5 separate regions of the Homo sapiens genome follow, and regions 1, 2, 3 and 4 are each linked to region 5. The links are chromatin contacts, found by Hi-C or POLR2A ChIA-PET in ENCODE. All regions are on one chromosome and are shown on one strand. The core of a region is the stretch at or near the end of the contact, and the rest is flanking DNA. Distances in the headings are between cores, read along the strand shown.

Evidence for each region. Hi-C counts contacts between places; a loop is a spot of excess contacts on that map. ChIA-PET counts read pairs that join two places held with the same protein, here RNA polymerase II (POLR2A). Pooled maps may share reads with other maps.
Region 1: a pooled map shows a loop between it and region 5 (7-fold over the local background). The contact joins the promoter of SMG8 here to the promoter of USP32 in region 5. A Hi-C loop is called at or near these places in 3 of 50 pooled maps.
Region 2: a loop to region 5 is called in a map of CD8-positive, alpha-beta T cell, with 7 times the contacts of the local background. The contact joins the promoter of INTS2 here to the promoter of USP32 in region 5. A Hi-C loop is called at or near these places in 1 of 168 maps with a recorded cell type or tissue (CD8-positive, alpha-beta T cell), 1 of 37 single-sample maps with no recorded cell type and 8 of 50 pooled maps.
Region 3: a loop to region 5 is called in a map of CD4-positive, alpha-beta T cell, with 4 times the contacts of the local background. The contact joins the promoter of TRIM37 here to the promoter of USP32 in region 5. A Hi-C loop is called at or near these places in 3 of 168 maps with a recorded cell type or tissue (CD4-positive, alpha-beta T cell, CD8-positive, alpha-beta T cell and naive thymus-derived CD4-positive, alpha-beta T cell), 1 of 37 single-sample maps with no recorded cell type and 13 of 50 pooled maps. POLR2A ChIA-PET finds 5 or more read pairs at or near these places in 1 of 52 experiments (activated T-cell).
Region 4: a loop to region 5 is called in a map of naive thymus-derived CD4-positive, alpha-beta T cell, with 30 times the contacts of the local background. The contact joins the promoter of PRR11 here to the promoter of USP32 in region 5. A Hi-C loop is called at or near these places in 1 of 168 maps with a recorded cell type or tissue (naive thymus-derived CD4-positive, alpha-beta T cell), 1 of 37 single-sample maps with no recorded cell type and 15 of 50 pooled maps. POLR2A ChIA-PET finds 5 or more read pairs at or near these places in 2 of 52 experiments (T-cell and naive thymus-derived CD4-positive, alpha-beta T cell).

Annotation. Positions count from the first base shown.
Region 1 is chr17:59,207,846-59,211,308 of GRCh38, reverse strand. It overlaps SMG8 (SMG8 nonsense mediated mRNA decay factor), which reads right to left and starts at 1,274. Exons shown (of 4, transcript NM_018149.7): 1 at 1-1,274. The coding sequence starts at 1,257. RefSeq lists an enhancer at 1,396-1,465.
Region 2 is chr17:61,925,765-61,929,525 of GRCh38, reverse strand. INTS2 (integrator complex subunit 2) reads left to right here and starts at 1,544. Exons shown (of 25, transcript NM_001351695.2): 1 at 1,544-1,872; 2 at 2,864-3,174. The coding sequence starts at 2,882. RefSeq lists a silencer at 1,414-1,513.
Region 3 is chr17:59,104,924-59,108,144 of GRCh38, reverse strand. TRIM37 (tripartite motif containing 37) reads left to right here and starts at 1,265. Exons shown (of 24, transcript NM_015294.6): 1 at 1,265-1,704. The coding sequence starts at 1,684. It overlaps LOC124904039 (a long non-coding RNA gene), which reads right to left and starts at 1,049. Exons shown (of 2, transcript XR_007065864.1): 1 at 554-1,049. RefSeq lists enhancers at 742-821, 862-911, 1,282-1,381, 858-1,517, 1,472-1,601 and 2 more and a silencer at 1,042-1,151.
Region 4 is chr17:59,153,393-59,157,071 of GRCh38, reverse strand. It overlaps PRR11 (proline rich 11), which reads right to left and starts at 1,326. Exons shown (of 10, transcript NM_018304.4): 1 at 1,267-1,326. SKA2 (spindle and kinetochore associated complex subunit 2) reads left to right here and starts at 1,886. Exons shown (of 4, transcript NM_182620.4): 1 at 1,886-1,941. The coding sequence starts at 1,909. RefSeq lists enhancers at 1,149-1,198, 1,859-2,098.
Region 5 is chr17:60,389,794-60,393,453 of GRCh38, reverse strand. It overlaps USP32 (ubiquitin specific peptidase 32), which reads left to right and starts at 1,321. Exons shown (of 34, transcript NM_032582.4): 1 at 1,321-1,572. The coding sequence starts at 1,515. RefSeq lists silencers at 851-1,170, 1,281-1,500, 1,531-1,590 and an enhancer at 765-1,606.

The DNA.
Region 1 (3,463 bases), core at 25-2,524, 1.2 Mb after region 5:
CTCCACATGCTGCCATAGGAATTCCCGAAGAGTGAAATCCACTAGCTGGCCTGAAGAACTGGAACTGCTGCTGTCAATGTGAAAGGAAAGTTGTTGTCGGCTGTGCTGCCTCATCACCTGGTATCGCCTAGGCCCAGAAAGGGGTGCAGGCACCAGCAAAGATTCCGGGTCCTTCACAGTACAATGACTCCTAAGTTGGTCCAGCAACATACCTACTGGGTCCTCCTCCTGGCTTCCCGGTACTATGTACACGAAAGCTTGGTTGGCAGGCACAGTAAAGAGGCAGTTGATGCTCTGATTAGTCAAGACACGACTCTTCCGGAAGATTCTATAGATCTGGTCCTCCAGGGCATGCTGCAGCCTCCTTTTGGGAGAATGTTTCTTGGGCTTGTCTGGATGAGCTGGGTCTTGGTTCCGAGGAGGTTCTACCTTGAGGGCTCCATTGAGTTGAAAGAGGAAAAGGAGTCTAGGTGGGCAAGGTCGGCAGTTTAGCTTCCAGTCTTTGCCAACTGGACAATCCTTAATGGCTGTTTTAAGGAGCGGCAGGACCTTCTGTCTCAGCCCATCCAGGGCTCTGAATACTCGATCATAAGTGATATCAAAGGAACAAGTGGGATGGACCAGAAGCAAGATATGACAGACAGAGAATAGGTAAAGGAGACTGAGGCACTGCAGCTTCTCTTGATGCTTCCAGAACTCGTGTGCTTCTGCATGAGGTAAAGAGAGTCCACCTCCAGCTTCCCCGCTCTGAAGAGCCCGACAAGCCCGGAGAAGCTGTGAATTGTCACAGATGGAGGTGAGGAGAAGATACAGAACTTTGCTTTCCTGACTGTAGTAGGCCTGCAGAAGGCTGTAGTCCTGGGAGCCTGCCTCAGTTCGGTTACCTTCCGCGACAGCTCCACTTCCCCGAACTGAACCCCCGGCTGCAGCCCCAGGGTCCTCGGCTCCACCGGCCTCACCCACGGCGCCAGCCTCAGTTCTGATTCCAGGTCCTGGATCCCCAGGATCTTGGTGGCGAAAGAGAGGAAAGACCTGTCGGTCGCACACCGTATTCACAAGAGAGAACTTCTCGGAATTCAGGCGTAGAGCCGTCTTGCCGAAGATTCCCACAACGCAGATCTCATCCTCCCGCCATGGAGGCTCCGGTCCGCCAGCCGCGCTCCCTCCGCCCTCAGTAGGGGACCCTCCGGGACTTTCAGAGCCCATCCAGGCTGATGCTCCCATTAGAAGGTCTCGCAAGCTCACGGGACCAGCCATAGTGCAGAGCGTTCTCTAGAGTCCTTCCGGTCCGTTAGTAAAACCGACCGGCTTTCGTCCAATTTTGAAATCCTTCCTCCGCTTCTTCAGTTCCTGCTTTCCCGTCACTTGAGTTCCGCCTCCTCTTCTCCTCTCCTAGTTTGTTTCCTCAACTGTAGGAATTGAGATATCAAAAACAAAAAACAAAAAAACAAAACAAAACTGGGACTACTGCGGTGGCTCACGCCTGTAATCCTAGCACTTTGGGAGGCCAAGGCGGGCGGATCACCTGAAGTCAGGAGTTCGAGACCAGGCTGGCCAACATGGTGAAACCCCATCTCTACTAAAAATACGAAAATTAGCCGGGCGTGGTGGCGGGCGCCTGTAATCCCAGCTACTCGGGAGGCTGAGGCAGGACAATCGCTTGAACCCGGGAGGCGGAAGTTGCAGTGAACCGAGATCACACCATTGCACTCCAGCCTGGGCAACAAGAGCGAAAACCGTCTAAAAAAAAAAAAAAAAAAAAAAAAAAAAGCAAAAATTAGGCGTGGTGGCGCATACCTGTAGTTCCAGCTGCTCAGGAGGCTGAGGCAGGAGAATTGCTCGAACCAGGAGGTGGAGGTTGCAGTGAGCCGAGATCACCCCGCTGCACTCCAGCCTGGGCGACAGAGTGAGACTCCGTCTCAAAAAAAAAAAAAATTGCGAAATATCTTTGTATGTAAATTATAACTTGCAGAACCTCTCTAACTAGAAGGCATATTGACAAATAGCTGCCAGGATAAAACTTACAACCAGATTTAAATGTATAATTATAACGTTTATTATTCTGGGGTTTTGTAAAAAATAAAAATCTTTGAATCTAAAAAAATTATCTATAGCACTATACAATAACATGACTGAATCTTTAAAATAAATGTTGATTGAAAGAAATCAGAAACAAAAGTGTATATACCCTATAATTCTATTTTTTTTTTTTTTTTTTTTTTTTTTTGGAGATGCAGTCTTGCTCTGTGGCCAGGCTAGAGTTCAGTGGCGCGATCTCGACTCACTGCAACCTCCGGCTCCCCGGTGCAAGTGATTCTCTTGCCTCAGCCTCCCAAGTAGCTGGGATTACAGGTGCGTGAGACCACACCCAGCTAACTTTTGTATTTTTAATAGAGACAGGATTTCACCATGTTGGCCAGGATAGTCTCAATCTCCTGATCTCATGATCTGCCCGCCTCGGCCTCCCAAAGTGGTGGGATTACAGGCGAGAGCCACTGCGCCAGGCCTGATTTTATTTCTATAGAGTTCAAAAGCAAGCAAAATAAACCATTGCATTTAGGGGTGTGTTCTTACTAAAAGCAAGGAAATATTTATTGTACCAAGTAGGTCAGTGATTACTTAGTGAGGGAAGGGATTATGATATAATATATATATTATATATATACATAATAATATATATTACACATATACATAATAATATATATTATATATATACATAATAATATATATTATATATATTTTGAGACAGAGTCTTGCTCTGTTGCCCAGAGTGGAGTACAGTGGTGCAATCTAAGCTCACTGCAAACTCCACCTCCCAGGTTCAAGTGATTCTACTGCCTCAGCCTCCCAAGGAGCTGGGATTACAGGTGCACCACCATGGGCGGCTAATTTTTGTATTTTTAGTAGAGATGGTGTTTCACCATGTTGGCCAGGCTGGTCTCGAACTCCCGACCTCACATCATCCACCCACCTCGGCCTCCCAAAGTGCTGGGATTACAGGTGTCAGCCACCACACCTCGCCTCCGGCCTAAAATTTTTTTTTTTTTTTTTTGTGAGACAGAGTCTCACTCTGTCACCCAGGCTGAAGTGCAGTGGTGCTATCTGGGATCACGGCAACCTCCATCTCCTATTCCCTGTCTCCGTCTCCTCAAGCAATTCTTCTGCCTCAGCCTCCCAAGTAGCTGGGATTACAAGCACGTACCACCACGCCCACCTAAACTTGTATTTTTAGTAGAGATGGGGTTTCCCCACGTTAGCCAGGCTGGTCTCGAACTTCCAACCCCAGGTGATCTGCCCACCCCGGCCTCCCAAAGTGCTGGGATTATAGGTTTGAGCCATCACGCTCGGCATTGATTTTTTAATTCATATATTTTCTATACTTACTATATACTTTTTTGTTTTTTTGAGACAGAGTCTCACTCTGTTGCCCAGGCTGGAGTGCAGTGGCGTGATCTCAGCTCCC
Region 2 (3,761 bases), core at 295-2,794, 1.5 Mb before region 5:
TTTTTGTATGTGGATATATACATATGTTTTTTCTGGGTCACAATGTGAAATGTATTATTGTGGGTCAGGTGGAAAAAATTTTCAGAAGCATTGCAACACACAATTCTTTTCTTCCTTTGCTGATCTATGTTGAAAGTCATATATATATATATATTTTTGAGATGGAGTCTGGCTCTGTTGCCCAGGCTGGAGTGCGGTGGCATGATCTCTGCTCACTGAAACATCTGCCTCCTAGGTTCAAGTGATTTTCCTGTCTCAGCCTCCGAAGTAGCTGGGACTACAGGTGCTCCATCACCACGCTGGGGTAATTTTTTTTTTTTTTTTTTTTTTTTGAGACGGAGTTTCGCTCTTATTGCCTAGGCTGGAGTGCAATGGCACGATCTCAGCTCACCACAACCTCCGCCTCCCAGGTTCAAGCAATGCTCCCGCCTCAGCCTCCCAAGTAGCTGAGATTACAGGCGCACACCACCACGCCTGGCTAATTTTTGCATTTTTAGTAGAGGCGGAGTTTCACCATGTTGGTCAGGCTGGTCTCGAACTCCTGGCCTCGTGATCTGCCTGCCTCGGCCTCCCAAAGTGCTAGGATTACAGGCATGAGCCATCGTGCTCGGCCTAATTTTTATATTTTTTGTAGAGTTGGGGTTTAGTCATGTTGCGTCAGGCTGGTCTCGAACTCCTGACCTCAGGTGATCCGCCCGCCTCGGCTTCCCAAAGCGCTGGGATTACAGGCATGAGACACCACGCCCGGCTCTGACTTTATTTTTAAAGAGGTTATAAAGTGCTATATCTTTGTAAAATATTTTTATTTCCAGCTCCTAGCACAATATCTGGTAAATAGAAGTTGCCAAATAAACGTTGATCGAACTAGGAACAATAAATAGTATGAAGACATATGGACTAGCGGTTCTTCATATATAGACTAGTGGTTCTTTTCTGAGTGATCAGACTTCCTTTGAGAAGTTGTTGAAAGTTTTGGACCCTCTTCCCAGAAGAAGTGCCGAGCACTCAGTTCTGAACGGATTCCAGAGAATTCCTGAATCCCCGTGCATTGCCTCTCTAAGGTTCTATGGGTCCCCCAAGTTAAGAACCTGAAAGGAAGGTGTTTAACTTCTGACAGCGGAGGTGTGAGGTCAAGAGCGGAAGAAAGTTTGGGGTTAGATCACTTTTAAAATTCTCCCACAAATCCTGGGATTCTAGAATTTTGGTTCTGGGAAGGCACAGGCAAAGATTTAAAGAGTACAGTTTGGTACCACTAGTGTCAAAGAATAGTGGGAACGATTTTAACACACGTTATGCCATTTGAATGCCATGGCAATCCTGTGATGATGAAATTTAAGTTCTGAGGGGCTCAGTGGCTTGCTTGTCTAAAAGGAAGGAGCTGGTAGGCTCTGGAAATCAGAGCCTACCAGAATCACATTTCTAAATTTTTGGCGAACAAGTAGGGCAGGGCAAATAAAGTGGAGAAAGGGGCGGGGCCGCGCACGCGCACAGTTGCATTGGCGCCGACGTCTCTGCCTTTCCTCTCGCAGCCACCCTTCCTCTCAGACCAGTACGGTGGCCGACGGGAGTCAGACGCTGGGGATGAATGAAGGTGCTGGGTGCAGGTTGAAAAAGTCTCCCGCTTTTCCGTTCCTACAGTCCCGGTTCTGCCTTTGTGTGGTGCCCCCATCCTTCCCACTTTGTATCGACAACCCGGTTGGTCCCGGCGTCTGAGTTCTTGGTGTCCGAGTCGACTCGAGGCACAACTAGGGTTTGGGGTTCCGGATATCGCCTAGGCCCAACATCGGACCGCGCTCTCGATTTCTGCCGCGTCCCGCCTCTAGGACGCGGAGTCCGTGTGCGGTTCCGTGAGGCTGGAGGGTAGATCTTAAGGTATGAAGCGTCCGCTTCTCTGGCCTCAGCGCGTTCCTAGGTCCGTGTCGGAGCCTGGCCAGACTTTGCTCAGCCTGAGGGACTTATTGGTTCTAGTTGCGCCCGGGGCGAGACGGAGGAGCACGCAGGTCTTGGCTCCTCTGCTCCAGTCAGCCCGCCCCTCTGTTAAAAGAGCAGCCCCTCCCTGAAAGCAAAGCAGTTTTTACCCACGACTTTTACCCACGCTGCTGCTAGTCGGTCGGCCTTGAGAGGGGACTGCTTTGGCTGCCAGCTCACTGCCTTTTTGTTTACTTTTTGTGCCTTGGATGATTCCTGGAGACAGAGAAGTGCGCTAATGAGACGCGTCTTTCTCACATAGCACCCACACATCTGCTTTTTACCCGGTAACACAGGGGACATAGGATAGTGTTGTGGCCTCCAGAGCCTTGAATCTGGCATTGGTTCTGCCCAGTGATTTGCTAGTTTTTCCACCGACTCATGGAGGGTGAGAAAGAGAAGCCCAATAGTTCTTGATGTATATCGGGGTAGGCATGTGAAACTATCGGGGTATGAAAGAAAGCACTTAACTATGACCATTCACTTTTGTTTACATTTTGTGGAGCTCATGTGACTGATATAGTGGAGAAAGTCTTGGACTGGGATTTTAGTAGATGAGGATTCAGCCTTGGATTGTGCCTCTAACTAGTAATACTATTTTGGGCGTGTTACTTCATCTCTCTGGGCTTCATATTCCTTCTTTGTAAAATATGAGTATTAGAGCAGAAGATTCCTGAGGCTGGAAGAGACATTAATATACTCTGTTTTCTTTCCCATTTCCCAGGTGACAGTATAAACCTAGGGAGACAGAGAAGCCTTGTCTTGATTGTGCCAGGAACATTGCCAACATAGGGACCTATTAAAGATACACCACATTTTTCAGGGTTTTTAGAAAGTTGGGTGTTCATACATGTGAAAGTTAAACTCCTACTTTCATTTGTATTTTTACCATTAGGATCAACAAACAGTAATAATGACTGAATGTACAAGTCTTCAGTTTGTCAGCCCTTTTGCTTTTGAGGCAATGCAGAAGGTGGATGTTGTTTGCCTGGCATCTTTAAGTGATCCAGAATTAAGACTTCTTCTGCCCTGTTTGGTACGGATGGCACTTTGTGCACCTGCTGACCAGAGCCAAAGCTGGGCTCAGGATAAGAAACTCATCCTTCGCCTTCTTTCTGGAGTGGAAGCTGTCAACTCCATTGTTGCATTGTTGTCCGTGGACTTTCATGCTTTAGAACAAGATGCCAGCAAAGAACAGCAGCTTAGGTAATGTTATGTTATATTATATGTGGATTTGGATTTGACAAAGAACAGGGAATCAGATATTTTTTAGAGCTCTCCAGAAAAGAGAGAATGAGAATCTAAATTCTGGAGAGCATTTTACTTAGGTCTTTTCTGTATATAGTTACAGTTCCAGAATCTTTTGACTTCCATGTTATAAAATGTTATCTAGAGAAATATGGCAATGTGCTGTTGTATGTGGGCTAAACTCATTAGGCCAATTACTTTCAGTGGGAAGTAGGTAGGGTAACTTCCCCTAGATTAGAGGGATTTATTGGAATCACTTGGGAGGCTTTTTTTTTTCTTTTTTGAGACAGAGTTTCGCTCTTGTTGCCCAGGCTGGAGTGCAATGGCGTGATCTTGGCTCACTGCAACCTCAGCCTCCCAGGTTCAAGCGATCCTCCTGCCTCAGCCTCCCGAGTAGCTGGGATTACAGGCACCTGCCACCATGCCCGGCTAATTTTTTGTATTTTTAGTAGAGATGGGGTTTCATCATGTTGGCCAGGCTGGTCTCCAACTCCTGGCCTCAGGTGATCCACCTGCCTTGGCCTCCCAAAGTGCTGGGATTACAA
Region 3 (3,221 bases), core at 16-2,515, 1.3 Mb after region 5:
GATTACAGGCATGCGCCACCACGCCCGGCTAATTTTGTATTTTTAGTAGAGACGGGGTTTCTCCATGTTGGTCAGGCTGGTCTCGAACTCCCGACCTCAGGTGATTCGCCAGCCTCGGCCTCCCAAAGTGCTGGGATTACAGGTGTGAGCCACCACGCCAGGCCTAGCACTGCATTCTATAAATAATTCTTTTAAGTAAAATTCTCATAATATTAACCATCAACCATTTAAAAATGTACAACTGAGGCCATTTTCGTAAAAATAGCTCCATGTAGGTCAAAGACCACAAATAATTCTTACTGAAAGAATTTTTCAGTCTCAGATTAATCTTTCTAAATTATATCTTGTTCATGACCCAAGTAGTTAAAAAAAATTGTTGCTACCCACCACCTATAAGCCTAAATGCCTGATATTCAAGAACTTATTTCTAGATTATTAGTGATTCTCTACATGTGCACTCTAGGTCGGTTAAGTATAATTAGTTGTTTGCAATAAATACAGGAAAAATTAAATTCAAATTACGAATTTGATATGCCCTCTTTGTCTCACAAACCTTCAATTCTTGCAATCTTTACACATCTGGCAGGAAACTGTAGAAAGCAGATCCCATTTATAGGAAAGATGAATATCGCTGATACCCTTTCAATAGTCCCACGGCGACAACTTAGGCGGCAAGAATGAAGTGTGGGATGTGGGAACGAAGACTTCACAGTGTGTGGTCCCGTCCTCTCACCACCGTAATGAGAAATGACACCTCAGTTTGGAGCCTTCTAACTCGATTAGCTTTGGTAGGTGGAACGCAAGTCCTACAAACCTTAGACTGTTCCTTCCAGAGAGAACCACTAACCATGAACCTTCTGCACCAGGGTTTCTCAAAGTGCGGGCCACAGACCACCTGCTGCCGAATCACACGATGCTGGGTGAAAACGCGGATGGCCTGGGCCCCACCCTGGAATCTCAGAGTCCGAATACTTAACTACGGGTGTGGCTCTGAAGTCTGCGCTTTCCACCAGTACGCCAGGTGGCTCCGTCTTTGGCGCGCAAGTTTGAGAGCCGTGGGGCCCCGCCCTCCGCCAAGGTGGGCGTGGGTGGCGTAGCAGAGCCCCAAGCTCAGGCCGCCTGCGCAGGCTAGGGCCGGAGGCACGCAACCCTGAGGCAGCGAGTCGCCAAGTCTCGTATGCGCCCCGCAACGCGGGAACTAGGCGATCGCTCCACGCTCCTCCCCTCCTTTCCCCTCCCACAGCGTCCTGCGCGCATGCGCTTCGCAGCTTCTCTCGCCGCCGCGCCCCCAGCTGCTCTGGTTACGGTTGGTGTTTGCGAATTCTCTGCGGCACCTTCTTCGCTGAACTCCACCGTCAGTTCCATAGGCGCGCGCCCGCGTCACGTGGGCCGAGGTTCCGGCGCGGCTGCTGGCCGGCGGCTGAGCCGGGAGAAAGGAGCTGCGGCCACCGTTCGCCCTACTTCTGCGCCTCGGGGCGGGCGCGCCGGTAAAAATGGCGAAATGGGGGTAGGCGGCGCTGGACCTGAAGAGATGGGGCGCGCAGGTGGGGCGGTTGTCAGAGCCCCCTGACGTGGGCGCCGGGCTTTTATCGGCGATTTGATCTGGCGACCTCGGGCCGGCGCCTAAGAGGTCAGACTGCGGAGCCTGCGGGTCGCCAGCGGCCCCGCCGAGAGCCGGAGGCAATGGATGAACAGAGCGTGGAGGTGAGGGGGTTGTGAGGGTGGTGGTTAGTCCCCGCCCCCACCCGATGAGCGGTTTTTATTCGGGGAGTCGTGCCCATGTCCTCCCTCCAGTAGGGCACCCCTACCCCGCCCCTGCCGCTGTGGAGAGGGCTGGCCCGGTACCAAGGATGCCGTGCCCATTCTGCAGCGCTCCGGGTGTCTTGTGCTCACTGTTCCGCAGTCAGGTGGTGCGTATCCTGGAGTTTTCAAGGATGTCTTGGCACAGGTACTCATCCCCACCGGGTGTTTGCAAACAGCATCCTTTTCCGACCAAAACTGCAGATTCATCAGATGGATGTACCCTGCCACTCGCCACCAGTCCTTGCGAGTTCTTGAGCTGATCTAAATCTCCTTCCAAATGGATAGTCATCTTTCCCTCTCAGTGGCACATTTTGCAGGCTTCTGCCCTTCCTTCCTAGATTGAATCAGCATATATTATCTCATGTGTAGTTTCCAGAACAAACTCTTCTTTTTATAACTGATTCTTGTAAGCTGTGAGTTAAAATAGTTGGGATATGTAGGATATGTAAGTAAAGGCTAGGAATATATTTTAAAAGATTGTTTATTGAACATAATTGTGTAATCATTATCAAATTTTGAACCTTTCAGATACTGAAATAGGAAATCCTTGCTTTTTAGTAAGGGGTAACTATGTTATGGATATTCCACTTGAAACTAGTCATTCAGTAGTCTTATTGTCCACCCCGTTGCAGGTTACAGAATCTGCATCTCCCAGGTTCTTTCTGGCCCTACAGAGTCATGATGAGATTAATGAGTAATTTTCTCCTTAATTCCTCATATAAAGTATTATAAAGGTTTTGTAAACTTATCTTGGTTTTAGGAGGGTTTAATTCTAGAATGGAGTGAAAGTAAATGTCAGTAATATAAAAACAAAGTATACAATACAATAAGTATACGTTTAATTGTATCCTTTTTCTTGTTAAAAACTTTTCAGTTACTTCCTAAATTGATTAAATTGAGGCTTGCAAACATAATACTGTTTCTTGTATTTACATATTTTTGTTGTTGTTGTTCCCAAGATCGCTTTGAACTACCGTCAACATTTTCAATTGGGGCAGAATCTCAGGTTCAAATAAGTAGCTAGTCTGTTGTAACATCAGGGCAGCAATTCAGATTTCTGGATTCTGAATTCATTTTTTTCTGGGTCACAGTACACTGCCTTTAGGATGTGTCTTTTTAAACTTCTTTTTCCTCTAAATTATAAAATCAGTTTATACCTTTTGGGGAAATTGCAGAAAAAGTTAAAAGTTCATGTTGTGTATTCAGTCATATAGTCTGCCTTTTTTCCTTTTTTCTTTTTTTTTTTTTTTGAGACAGAATCTCACTCTGTCACCCAGGCTAGAGTGCAGTGGCACCCTCTTGGCTCACTGCAACCTCCGCCTCCTAGGTTCAAGCAATTCTTCTGCCTTAGCCTCCTGTGTAGCTGGGATTACAGGTGCACACCACCACGCCTGGCTAATTTTTGTATTTTTAGTAGA
Region 4 (3,679 bases), core at 77-2,576, 1.2 Mb after region 5:
TCTTCATATGGCTAAAAGATGGGTCTAAAGCTATTTTCCAATAGGAAGATGCAATAAATAATACAGTAAGAATTACAGTCTTTTGCAGGAGTTGGCGCTGCTGCTTCTGTGAAAACTCCACCCAATGATATGAAAAGTTCTTTGCGGCCGAGCGTGGTGGCTCACGCCTGTAATCCCAGCACTTTGGGAGGCTGAGGCTGGTGGATCACGAGGTCAGGAAATCGAGACCATCCTGGCCAAGAGGGTGAAACCCCGTCTCTACTAAAAATACAAAAATTAGCCGGGCGTGCTGGCGTGCGCCTGTACTCCCAGCTACTCAGGAGGCTGAGGTTGTAGTGGGCCGAGATTGTGCCACTGTACTCCAGCCTAGGCGACAGAGCGAGACTCCGTCACAAAAAAAGAAAAAAAAAAAAAAGAAAGAAAGAGAAGAAAAGTTCTTTGTTCTGGGGTACTTTCAAAGCTGTAGCAGCAACGGAAATGACTGTTGCATTTCATTGCCATCTTCCTAAAACACATTTTTATGGAAGTCTCTTGCGCTCCTCCACAAATAGCCTTCAATTACTTAATTTCCATTAGCAGTCCAATTGATTCTTCTTGAACACCCATAGCACTATTTCTGGGTACTTGCTTTTTTTAAATTTTATGTTTTATGCTTTTTTTTTTTTAAGCATTGCTGTTTTTGTTCTGTCTTGTTTTTCCAAAGAGACTGCAGCTCCCTAAAGTCTCATCCCGCACAGTATTAGGCACTCAGTAAACAGGACACGCATTTAAAATTGACACTCTAACAGCATGCCAGACAATATCGAGTAACATAGTAATATTCCCAGTCAAGAAATGTACCAACTTAAACTTTAATGTGCATAGAAATCACTCAGGGAAATCTTGTTAAAATGTATATTCTGATTTAGTAAATTTGGGTGGAGTCCGATAATTTGCATTTGTAACAAGCAAACAAGAGATGCGGATGCCGCTGATCTGTGGACTTGCATTGAGCAGCAAATATGTAAAGAAATGTTCAAAAGGAAGGCAGATGCTTTGCTCCAAAACGTATCTTGCGAAGTGTTAATTAAATAGAAGTATGGTTAAGATGAAGCCAGGCCGAGCACTTCTTCCCCAGCCCCAAACCTCCCCTTCCTCCTTTCCATTTCCCCTTCGTGTCCAGCCAAAGTCCCCACCTCCCTAAACCATAAAAACACAAGCAGCAACAGGCCCAGCTACTCAAGACGCGAGCTCAGATAACAAAGAAATAATCGTTCCTGCACTTACTAGTCTAAGAGCCGGGGGAGTCGATGGAGTCCGGGCTGTGGCCTCTCCCACGCCATAAAGAAAAATTCAAAATTAAATCCTTGTCAGGGAGAGGCCAATCGTAGACACGGTCTCTGCACGATTCGCTCTTCGGATGGTGTAGGAGCACAGCCCGGCTTGTGATTGGCTGAGATAGCACAGAGCTCCAGCCAATCAGAGCTGAGGCGCTTCTGGTATGAATAAGGAGAAGGCGGGAGAGAAGGGGAAGGAAAGCCGGAGGGGAAAGAAGGTGTGTTACGTCCCCTCTGCTGTCGGTGGAAGCTCTGGTGTGATTGGTTGGCTCTTCTTCCAATTGCACCAATCTCAAGCTCTTCTCTGCAGAGCCCTAACTACAAAATTGAAAGTAGAGAGGAGGGGGCAGCCAATGGAAAAAAAAATTTGCACAGCAGCCAATCCTCCTGCGGCGTTTTGTGCCTTTGCCCAACAGGAAAATGTGTCTCATGCAGAGGGGCGTTACCCAGTCTCCAATGGGCGGGAGCCGGTGGAACGGAGGAGCCAATGAGTGCGAGATGTTGAGTGACAGCTGTCCAATGGAGGCCCTCCGTGCTAGTACGGCTTGCGGCTTAAGCGCCGCCGCGGTCTGCGGAATGTCAACTATTCAACATGGAGGCGGAGGTCGATAAGCTGGAACTGATGGTGAGTGCAAAGTGAAGGAGATCTACTGGGTAGTTTATTTTTCCCCCATGGCCTCGGAGGTGGGGCACAATTTGGAGTCGCCGGAAACTCCGGGCGGCGGAGGCTGGACCAGAGTCGAGTTCCCTCCTCCTGCACCAAAGGGAGCCGCCACCGTCTGGTGTCTAAACCGCCTCGGGTAAGGGGTTACATCCGGGAAACTCGTCAGGGAAATGGCGGGAGATGCTGAGGGTGCGGGGCCTTTGGAATTCCTTGTTCCTTGCCCTCACCTTTACACCCCTTACGAAACTGCGCCGGGTGCAGACCGCATTCTGTGTTTGTACCAAAAAAGATGTGAATGGAACGGTCCCTAAGCGTCCCAAGAAGGGAGAGGTGGTTCACACTCCAAGAAAGGGGAACGGAGGGTGGGGTGGGGAATAAACTGACGGGGGCGAGGAGAAATCCCTGTAGGGCCAACCCGCTCACGTTCTAAAAGGCGGGCCGAGAAAGTCTGAGAAAGGATGCTAGACTTGTATGCACAACTTCCTAACGGCCAAGGAACCCGTTTCTGTTTGATCCGGAGGTGGCAAACCGTGGGTGAGGGAAGAGGTGTGAGCGAAGGGGATCGTAACCACGAGCTCCGCTCCCGGAGCGCGGGCGGGATTGAGACAGGAAAGGCATCCTGCTCTGGAGTTGTGCACTTTCATTCATCTGTGAAAGTAGAAAACGGGGGCGAAGAATTGGAAAGCACTCCCGTTGTTGCTGGCGTGTTTGGCCTGCTCGGGGGGCGCCCAGCTGGGGGGCTGTCCTAGTTTTCTTTAAGGATCCGTCCCTCACTTGTTCTCTTTATTCCCTCCCTCCCATCCTTAGATTACCAGCTTGATCGCCCGCGCTTTTTTCCTCTTAGTGTCCTTGTTCTGTCTTCAGCCCTTTTCGTTCAGCATTATCTTTTTTTTCTTTTCTTTTCTTTTTTTTTTTTTTTCCCAGGTTGGGCTGCTTTCCTTAAAAACCTGGACTTTGGAGGAAGCGCCTGCCACTGAGCTCCTGTCTTTTTTTGTTTGTTTGCTTGTCTGTTAAATACGATTGGCCGGGCGCGGTGGCTCACGCCTGTAATCCCGGCACTTTGGGAGGCCGAGGCGGGCGGATCAAGAGGTCAAGACATTGAGACTACCCTGGCCAACATGGTGAAACTCCGTCTATACTAAAAATAAAAAAATTAGCCGGGTGTGATGGCACGCGCCTGTAGTCCCAGCTACTCGGGAGGCTGAGGCAGGAGGATCGCTTCAACCTGGGAGACGGAGGTTGCAGTGAGCCGAGATCGCGTCACTGTACTCCGGCCTTGCGACAGAGACAACGTCTCAAAAAAAAAAAAGATTAAGTTTTAAAAAAGTAAAAGACTTCTTTCTTCGTTTGTAATCCGTCCCTCCTTCCCACGCCATTCCCTGGCATTACTGCTTAGGTATCCTTTGTGCCTGCCCTGCTTTCTTCAAGCTGAATCTTGGGTCTCTAACTTCTTCCTTGGAAAGGATGGGTGGTGATCCTGGAAGAAACCTCACCCACCCCCCATTCCCACCCCAGAAAAAGTGAGGCCTTGATATATCTTATTTTCTTCTGTTGTGCTAATGAATTGGAGTGCCTCTCATATACAAATTTAATTTGAAGGCTTTCAATTACTTTTAGCATTTTGTGTTTAAATTTTCTTTGTGCAGTGTGTGTGGGGTTGGAGAAGTGTAGGGAGAAATGGGAGGGAAGAAGGAAGAAT
Region 5 (3,660 bases), core at 72-2,571:
TCCACTGTACATATACACCCCATTTGGTTTCTCCATTTATGGTTTCCTATAGGTTGTGTTCACCTTTTGGCTCTCGTGAATAATGCTGCTATAAACACGGGGGCACAAATACCTGTTCACATCCCTGCTTTTCATTCTTTGGGAAATGGAGAGGTGGAGTGGGAGAGTCAGTCACATGCTGCCACACCATGAACCTGGAAGGCACGATGCCAAGTGAAATAAGCCAGTCACAAAAGAGAAAGTCTGCAGAGTTCCACTCAGAGGAAATACTTAAGAGTAGTGAAATTGATAGTAGGACAGCGGTTGCCACGGACCAGTGGGAGGGGGATTGGGGAGTTACCGTTTAATAGGCACAGAGTTTCCCTTTTGCAAGATGAAAAACGGTGGGAAATGGGACGTGGCAATGGATGCAAAACAATATCAATGTTCTTAACGCCACTGAACTCACTTAGAAATTGTGAAAATGGTACATTTTGTTACGTATATTTTACCACAGATTAAAACGACTCCACGCTAAGCCTTGTAGCCCTCATGTTTCTCGGGGAGAAACTCTGGGAGAGAGGATAAGCCTTTTGCACAGCGCTTTCCAGAGAATGTGTACAAGAGGCATGGTCAGGAGGAGAAGGTGGGCCGGGCAGGCGAGATGACCCGAAAAGGCAGATCCACTTCGTTAACAAGGTCCACTTTCCTCAGGGATCTCCCGCTAGGTGTGAGCATTCTTTTGTCACAGGAAAGCCTTGAGATTCTCCTTTCCTTTCACAACGCCCTCCCAGTCAAAGACGTCCCTAAGGTTGGGAGCTCCCTGCCTACCCACTCCTTTCTCTTCTGAGCCATATGCCGCATCCCTCAGAACCCCATTCCCTAAGATTCTGCGGTCTTCCATGTTAGGTCCCGGCAACTGCCACACTAACCGTCAGCTGCTCGGACCCCACCCGCCGAACGCCAGAACATGTGGGCGCGGGGGCGGGGGGGGTCGTCCTCAAGCGCCCCGGAAGTCACCACCCCCCGTCGCCAGCGGAGGCGCCCGGGCGGGGCGCGCGGCTGCGATTGGCGGGAAGATGGGACGATGCGTTACGTGCGGAGATGCGTCCCCCTCCCCGGCGCTCCTGCGCGCGGTTAGCTTGGGGAGGGGCGGAGCGTGCGGCCCTGGGCGGCCGTTACCGGGAACAGTGTCTGGCCTCGGGTCCCGTGACCCTCGGCGGAGCTGGCGGGAGGGGGCGGAAGTGGCAAGAGGGCGTGAGGAGGGAAGGAGAGGGAGGAGAGAGAGGAGAGAGAAGGGCGGAGTAGGAGGCAGGGGAAGGGGGCGGGGCGGAAGAGTCACGTGATCCGGCATGGAGGCGGTGGCGGCGACCGGGAGGAGCCGCCGGGGCAGAAGCCGCACTTGTTAGTGTGGGGGGAGGTGGGGGCGGGGGACGCCGACACCGTCACCGTCACCCAGGGACGCCGAGGAGAAGGCGGGAGGGGGGTGGGGGCGAGATCAGGCTCCGACCCCCCGCCGAGGGGATGAGGGGAGCATGGGTGCCAAGGAGTCACGGATCGGATTCCTCAGCTACGAGGAGGCGCTGAGGAGAGGTGAGGGGGGAGGGGTCTGGGCGAGCTGCCTGGGAGGCCCGCGACGGGCAGCCTGGAGGGTGGGTAACCGGGAGGGAGAGGGGAGATTGAGGGCGTGGGGCGCCTGAGGCGGAAGGGAAAGGCGGCCGGCCTTGGGGAGTGTGGTGGAGGAGAGAGGTCGGGTGGGAAGCAGCGTTTGGGAATTAGGGCCGTTTGGAAAGGGGCTTGTCCTGAGAGAGGGGGATCGGCGCTGGCAGGGCAGTGCCCGTGCTCGCTGGTGGCGTTGTGATCCTGGATGTGTCCAGGGAAGTCCTCTCCCCGTTTTCTTGGGCGGCTCCAGCCCATCCAGCCCCCCTCATCCTTCATTGCCATTTTCTCCTATCATTCCTTCATAAAAACCTCAAATAACATCCTAACCTCGTTCCTAACAGCCTTAGCTGGAAGGGGACGAGGAGGCGGCTGCAAAGCGCTCCTCTCTGCTACTGGAAGCCCCTTCGTATCTGGGGAGTCCCTGCCTTTTCCCAGAGCCTATGCCTGTCTCTTGAGGGCTGTGGCCATCCGCTTCTGCCACCCTTCACCGTTTGAGCGGCTGACTTTGATAAGAACGATCTGAAATGAAGTTGTGTTTGAGGTGAGATGAGACTGGACAGCTGGCGTTGGCACCAGACCTTGTCTTAGGTTTCATCTCCTCCGACGTTGACCAAAGCCTTTGACTGCACTTGATGCCCAGTTCTCGCTCCATCCCTCTCCATGAAATGGCATTGGGAAGTCCAGCATTCAGATATTGTGTTAAATCTCCCTTTAGAGACTGGCCTGGCTGCCAGTCCCGGCCTGCTGCTTATTGGCTCTGAGGCACAGTATATTGTTGGCAGCCCCAACCCCCTACCACTCACTCTGATACCGCTGTCCATGATCACTAAAGCACACACTAACTGGAAGTGTCTTGTTGCACAGTTTATGGCCGGAATGTCTTAATTTTTCATGACTGGGATTTCAGTGTGTGTAGATCTGTGTATGCTTGTATTTCTTTTAGACATTTAATGGATATTCTTGGTAAGAAGTGAAAAAACATTAAGAAGATTAGGAGCTAGGCATTATTGTTAACAGGTTTCCAAGTCAAGAAATCAGCCATGCTCCAGGTGGTTTTAGTAGCTAAGGATATAAAATGGTAATTAGATTAAAAGACGGGTATTCAAAATGAGGCTTGAGAAGTGAACTCTTGTTCGTATATAGGAAGAAGAGGGGTAAGTGGGTAAGTTCAGTTGACCATCACCTGACAGTAAGATACAGAATTGAGATGTATTGGTGGTGGTGGATTTACCAGAATAACACAGATATGCCTTTTATGTCTTTCTTTCTTTTTCCCTTGTGGAACAGTATAATAATTGTTTTTATGGACAATCTCATTTGAACTTTTTTTGTCTGCCCCAATATGAGAAATATTCCAAATTCTTGATGTGTTTCCAGCCCTAGTAGGCTAGTCATTTCCGGGATGCTGTTGAGCCTGACAGGTCTGGCCTCAATTAGGCAATGGCTTACATGGCATGAAAGAGGACATTAGTCAAACTGATTTACAGCTTCAAGGTTCAGAAGTGTTTCTTAAGTTTGAGGGTGTGAATACTAGTGATGTACCTGGCATTGAGAAATTCCAAAATTAAACTTGTATTCAGCTCTAGCCTGCTTAATCTCCTATCAAACTAAGATGGTACGTTTGTAAATACAAATGAAGTTAATTGCATTTTAAACTGATCTGACTGGAAGGTTTTTGTTTAATTTCTTATACAGTGTCTGCCTGTTGAATTTTAAAACACATGTATTTGAAGAGATAGCAAAATCTTTGTTAAGAGCTTATTTGTAACTATTGGAATGAATTTATGTTTTTTTTTTGAGACGAGTCTTGCTCTGTTGCCCAGGCTGGAGTGCAGTGGCGCGATCTCGGCTCACTGCAAGCCCCGCCTCCCGGGTTCACGCCATTCTCCTGCCTCAGCCTCCCCAGCAGCTGGGACTATAGGTGCCCGCCACCACGCCCGGCTAATTTTTTTGTATTTTTAGTAGAGACGGGGTTTCACCGTGTTAGCCGGGATGGTCTGGATCTCCTGACCTTGTGAT